Regions from separate parts of the Homo sapiens genome. Here region 1 is linked to region 2. Evidence: read pairs that join two places in POLR2A ChIA-PET (ENCODE). Cell type or tissue: CD4-positive, alpha-beta T cell. All regions are shown on one strand.

Evidence for each region. Peaks named below come from ENCODE experiments on the same cell type or tissue, not always from the same donor. Only the 100,000 strongest peaks of a DNase experiment are listed, where the experiment ranks them.
Region 1: POLR2A ChIA-PET joins it to region 2 with 19 read pairs; 12 of 35 experiments call an interaction of 5 or more read pairs at or near these places.

The regions. Positions count from the first base shown.
Region 1 is chr1:167,508,344-167,510,843 of GRCh38, forward strand. All of the region lies in intron 1 of CD247 (CD247 molecule), which reads right to left. Among named protein-coding and RNA genes, the nearest start is that of CD247, 8.9 kb to the right of the region's middle. In CD4-positive, alpha-beta T cell, no CTCF peak of the experiment used is centred here; DNase peaks (open chromatin) are centred at 1,118, 1,448 and 2,018; H3K4me3 peaks cover 1,440 bases; H3K27ac peaks cover 1,548 bases.
Region 2 is chr1:167,454,664-167,457,163 of GRCh38, forward strand. All of the region lies in intron 1 of CD247 (CD247 molecule), which reads right to left. It overlaps LOC101928512 (a long non-coding RNA gene), which reads left to right and starts at 403. Exons shown (of 4, transcript XR_007066724.1): 1 at 403-535; 2 at 2,342-2,454. RefSeq lists silencers at 257-366, 387-476, 567-656, 997-1,226. In CD4-positive, alpha-beta T cell, no CTCF peak of the experiment used is centred here; DNase peaks (open chromatin) are centred at 408, 958, 1,358 and 2,129; H3K4me3 peaks cover 2,494 bases; H3K27ac peaks cover 2,500 bases.

The DNA.
Region 1 (2,500 bases), 54 kb after region 2:
CAATGGGCAGGTGAGAGCTGGCTAAGTTTTTAAAGGGGATTTCACAGGCCAGGTCAGCAGGGAGATGGATGGGTGAGCGATGGTGGATACAATTATTTGACTTTCTGAGCTGTTCTTTTGAAGCCTCTATGTTTAATAGAAAGAAAAAGGATAATCCTCTTTGCCAACCTTTTGTAGCTCAATCTTTATTGTTCCCAATGAAACCCAAAGAAAACGGACAAGATTCATTTTGTCCAGAAAGCATTTGTGTATTTTATGTAGGTCTGGGCTTTGAAGTGTTGATAGTTAAGTGGGAGAAAAGACAAAGATTTCTCTCGACTCTGTGGAAATCAAAGGAGGAATTTCTGAAGCTCTCTTGGCTGACTCAAAAGTCCTGGGTGGTATCCTCCATATATGCTTCCTTTGCTACTAAACTCAGCATGGAAATTAGCACAGGCCCCACACAATGATGAAAATTAGATGAGACCATAAAGAAGTGAGCCTGAAGACAAATTTAGACTTTTTTGCAAAAATTGAGAACATGGTTTCCGGGACCAGGGACACTTTCTTGTGCTTATGGGCTCTCAATCATTTAACCTTCATCTTCAAAACACTGGCCTGGCCAGTGGGCTGGTTGAGCCAACCATCTACAGGACTGTTGGTTTGATTTGGGGCACATGAGAGGTGCTTGGTAAATATTTACTCAATTGGTAAGTCAAGTGGCCTGTCAGATGGTTTAAATAATCAGATATTAAAAATCATGGCTGGGCGCGGTGGCTCATGCCTATAATCCCAGCACTTTGGGAGGCCGAGGCAGGTGGATCACTTGAGGTCGGGAGTTTGAGACCAGCCTGACCAACATGGAGAAACCCTGTCTCTACTAAAAATACAAAATTAGCCGGGTGTGTTGGCACATGCCTGTAATCCCAGCTACACAGGAGGCTGAGGCAGGAGAATCACTTGAACCCAGGATGGGGGTTGTGGTGAGCCGAGATCGCGCCATTGCACTCCAGCCTAGTCAACAAGAGCGAAGCGAAACTCTGTCTCAAAAAAAAAAAAAAAAAAAAAGAAAAGAAAAGAAATCATTATCCATCTGGTTATCTTGATGGGCAAAGTAGGTCATTGGGAACCACCTTATTGGATTGTTTGCCAACCTATTCCGAGGGTGAAAAAAAAAGAAGATTAAATGCGTGTTTGCCTATTTTAGCCAAAATACATAGGATGGACACTGTGGGAAGAACTGGTGAGAATTTGGGGAGCTGTTGACATTTTCCGCTGACAGATAAATGTTCCTGAAACTATCTGGGTGCCGAGTCTCTTCTCTGGGAACGCCTCACTCTAGGGAACTATTTCTGTTGGGTTTTTGACCCTGAATTCTGAGAACAACAATTTTCCACCTGCTTGTGTCACTTTAACGCTGGTAACAATGTCAACAGTGGGTCTGGGAGATCCCCATACATCTGGGCTTAGAATTAAGGGGTGAACAGGGTTTCCGCAGGTGGGGGATGGAGTGGCGTCTGCATTCTAAGTCGGGAGAATTGAGAGGAAGGAAGCTACAAAAAAGGAAAGACCCCAGGCTTACTTGGAAGATGAGAGACCTCTGACGGGAGTCAGGCCAGACCAACCTGAAAAGTCTATGCAGCTATGAAGAAGCCACTCACACCTCTCCATGATCCGACAGAGGTTTTCTTGTCTCCCTTCTCCACAGAATCCCTGGAACATGATCTGTGACATCTCTGACTTTCTGCTCACCTACTCAGAACCCAGACTGCCAGCCCTGAGTTGAAGTAATGTTTGCCCTTCCTTCTATGGAGCTGTCCTGCTGCCACCAAACTCCTCCTAAACACACACACCATACATACAAAATCACTCACTGCTGCACATAAAAACACATCCCTGCAGATGCAGGCACACATCCATCAGCATACAGGTGAGCATACAGTGCACCACACACACCAACACATGCACACCTGCACATGCATGTCAGGACACACCTACAAACACACAGCACCACATGCGCCAGCATATGCCCACAGGGGGCACAGACACCTGCAACCACCAGAGCCTATGGGTAAATACATGCTGGCGTGCACATTGCCAACACCCACACTGACCTGCAACCCCTGGGGCTTGGGCTCAGGCTTTTCACGTGATGGGTCACCTGGCTCAGCTGCCTTCTCCCTGCAGCAGGCAGCTCAGGCCAGTAAACCCAGGGGAACAGGTTGCAACCTCTACCCCCTCCCCCAGCCTGTCTTTTCTACTCTTTCCCCTATCATACTTCTCTCCCATCATGCCCAGCCCAGATGATGAAAGGGCAGGTCTAACTGAGGGCTGTCATTCACATTCTGTCTTGGAGCCAGTACAATTTTGCATGGTGGGGAATTAGCAAAATACAAGAAGACACAGTAGACTCTAGTATCTACAGCAAAAGAGGGGGGTAGGGGTTTGTTAATCTTAAATGGTGATGTTGGTTTCCATTCTGAGCCCTCCTCCCCACCTGCCATGGCTTGGCAAAGGCAAC
Region 2 (2,500 bases):
CTATTGTTATTATCCAGTGCTGTAAGGACGAGATGCTTTCACCAGCAGCCGAGTGAGATGAAAGCGCTTTTCCGATCCACCGAATCAGTCCCACTGCAACTGTAAGCTGGAGACCCTCTGGGCCTTGGGAGCTCAGGCTGCCTGGGCAACGCAAGGGAGGACAGGGGCGGAGGGGGAGCCAGGAGGGCCGCACCTGCCTCGCTCGCTGGTCGCCCTCGCTCTGGGATCCGTCCTGCCGGTCCCAGGCTGTTGAGGGCGCCTCCTCAGAGTCCCTGTGGCCCCCGCAGCTTCCCCGGAAGAAACCCGTGCATCCATCGGCTAGCCCAAGCCCAAGCTCCTCCCGGAGCTCCCCGAGCCGGGGCCAGGCCTCCGCCCCTCGGTGCCCGCGCCTGGGCTCCTCCCGCTGCGGGCCGCCCGCCCGGACGCAAGGCACAGGGGGACGCCCCGCCGAGCCGCTGCCCACTGCACCGAGTTTTTCGGAGGCTGGGAGAGGAAATGCCACTTGGATTTTAAAACCGTCACCGATACGCTATAGGTGAATATTTCGCTGGGATTTTAAAGAGACGAGCTTCAGCCTGCTAAGCCGCGCTCACGCCGCCTCTCCGCCCTGGCCTCCCCGCGTCCGGCTTGGGGCCGGGTCCCTCCCGGGTCAAAGCTACGCCGGGTGCACTGCGGGCTGGGCAGCTCTCCCACTACGCCCAAAGCCCAGGCGGCCGGGACCGCCGTCCCAAAGTCACAAACCACACCCGTGAAGGACGCCCTCCGCAAGACAGAGAGGAGGCTGGGCCTGGGAAGGAACCTCCGGCCCTTCCTCACCATGCAGCCAAGGTGGGCTCCCAGCCCCGTGTTGCCGCCAGCCGCGGCTCCCGTGCGGTTACGGGAGCAGCAGCCCCGCCCCGCCGGCCCCCAGCTGGCTCCTCGCTCGAGGTTTCCTGTCGAGCGCTGCCATCCAGGGCCCGGGTTATCGCGCGTGATCTCCCATCTGAGCTGCTCACACGCTGCCGCCCGCCCCCACTTGCGGTCCCTTGTCCCCGAACCGCACCCGCCCCCAGGCCCCCGCGCTGAGAGACCAGGGCGTGGATCTGCGCCGGGCTCCGGCGCTGGGGGCCGAGGGTCTGGTTTTTAGATATCAAAGGAGCCCGACACCAGGGTCCCCCAGACAGGCAAGGAGAGGGACCCGGCCTGGGGCCTGCCTTCGGTGGTGGGCACAGTGGCCAGGATCGGGCCTGGCTCCGGCTGGCCCGGCACACGAGCACGGCGACAGTGGCAAGACTGGGAGGGCCGGCGCTGCCTCCTTGGGAAGCCCCGGAGAGACGCAACCCTGAGAGGCTGGGCCTTCCCACCCCCCGCCCCCTCCCCCTTCCTCAGATAGCAGGGAGGAAGCGCCAGGGGTCTCTCCGTTCTCACATAGGGGGACTCCAAATGTCGTCAAACCTGCCACTCTCGGAATCAACAGCTGCTTTCATTTTGAGCCCTGTGAGCAAAAGTTTCAGGGCTTTCCTGGCACACATACCCAGTGCATGGAGAGCGCTAAATTTTATCTTCCCTTCTAGAGTGGGACATTCCTGTGTGGAGCTCCGAGAATACATGCCGGCACTGCCTGTGCCTGGGGCTGTGCTGGCTCCCACCCAGCTGCAGGAATGAGGGACCACGGTACGGAGGGAAGTGGCTGAGTTGACAGCCACTGATAGAGCTTTTTCCTGATTGTCTCTGGCTTGAGCTAACCAGGTGGCATGACAAAGTACTTAACAAAAACTACAGATGCAGAGAATTTTGGAAATTTTTAAAAGACAGGAAAAAAGGTGGTTGAGGCAGAAAAAGGTAGTTCTAGAGTGAGAGGGGTTTCTTTCCTCCTCTTGGCTCACAGCAGAGGCCAAGTCCTTAGCAGTGTTTCCAGAGCAGGTGAATGAGACTCTCTGAAGGCCGGCCCAGGGGTCTGCCTTGTAACACGTTCCCCCAGCTTCTCATGTACACCACCACTCTTCGGGGACCACCACCTTCTGGGTTGGATGGGTCTGGAAGATTCTACGAATATATCCAGCCCTACCTGAGCATTTGCAGAAAGCCTGCTCTGTGAGGGAGGGCAGCCCCAAAGCTCTCTGTTGTAGACACAGAACCCAACAGGGACTACTGGTGCCACACTCTATCTCTTCTGTCAGAGAAGCACCCAAGTGAGCCATGACTTTGACATTGCATGGCCATCTTATGTTCATTCCTCAAACTTTGTCATGTTAATGTGTACTCTCTCGGGGACATCATACCTAACACGGCTGCCTGAAGATCTGCTTCGTTTAGAATATGCTAGTGAGGACAGTCCTGGAATTTCTTTGTCTCTTTCCAGCCCTGCTTTCTCTACCTCCAGTCGTTTTCTGAGGACCGGCTTGGTGGGTGCTGATGCCTGCCTGGAAGACCTCACACCCACAGTGTCTTAGAAGATTCTGAAAGCAGTGTGAGGTACCAGCCTGCTTTAGCGCTAGGAGCTGGCATGGTGGGGGTCTCA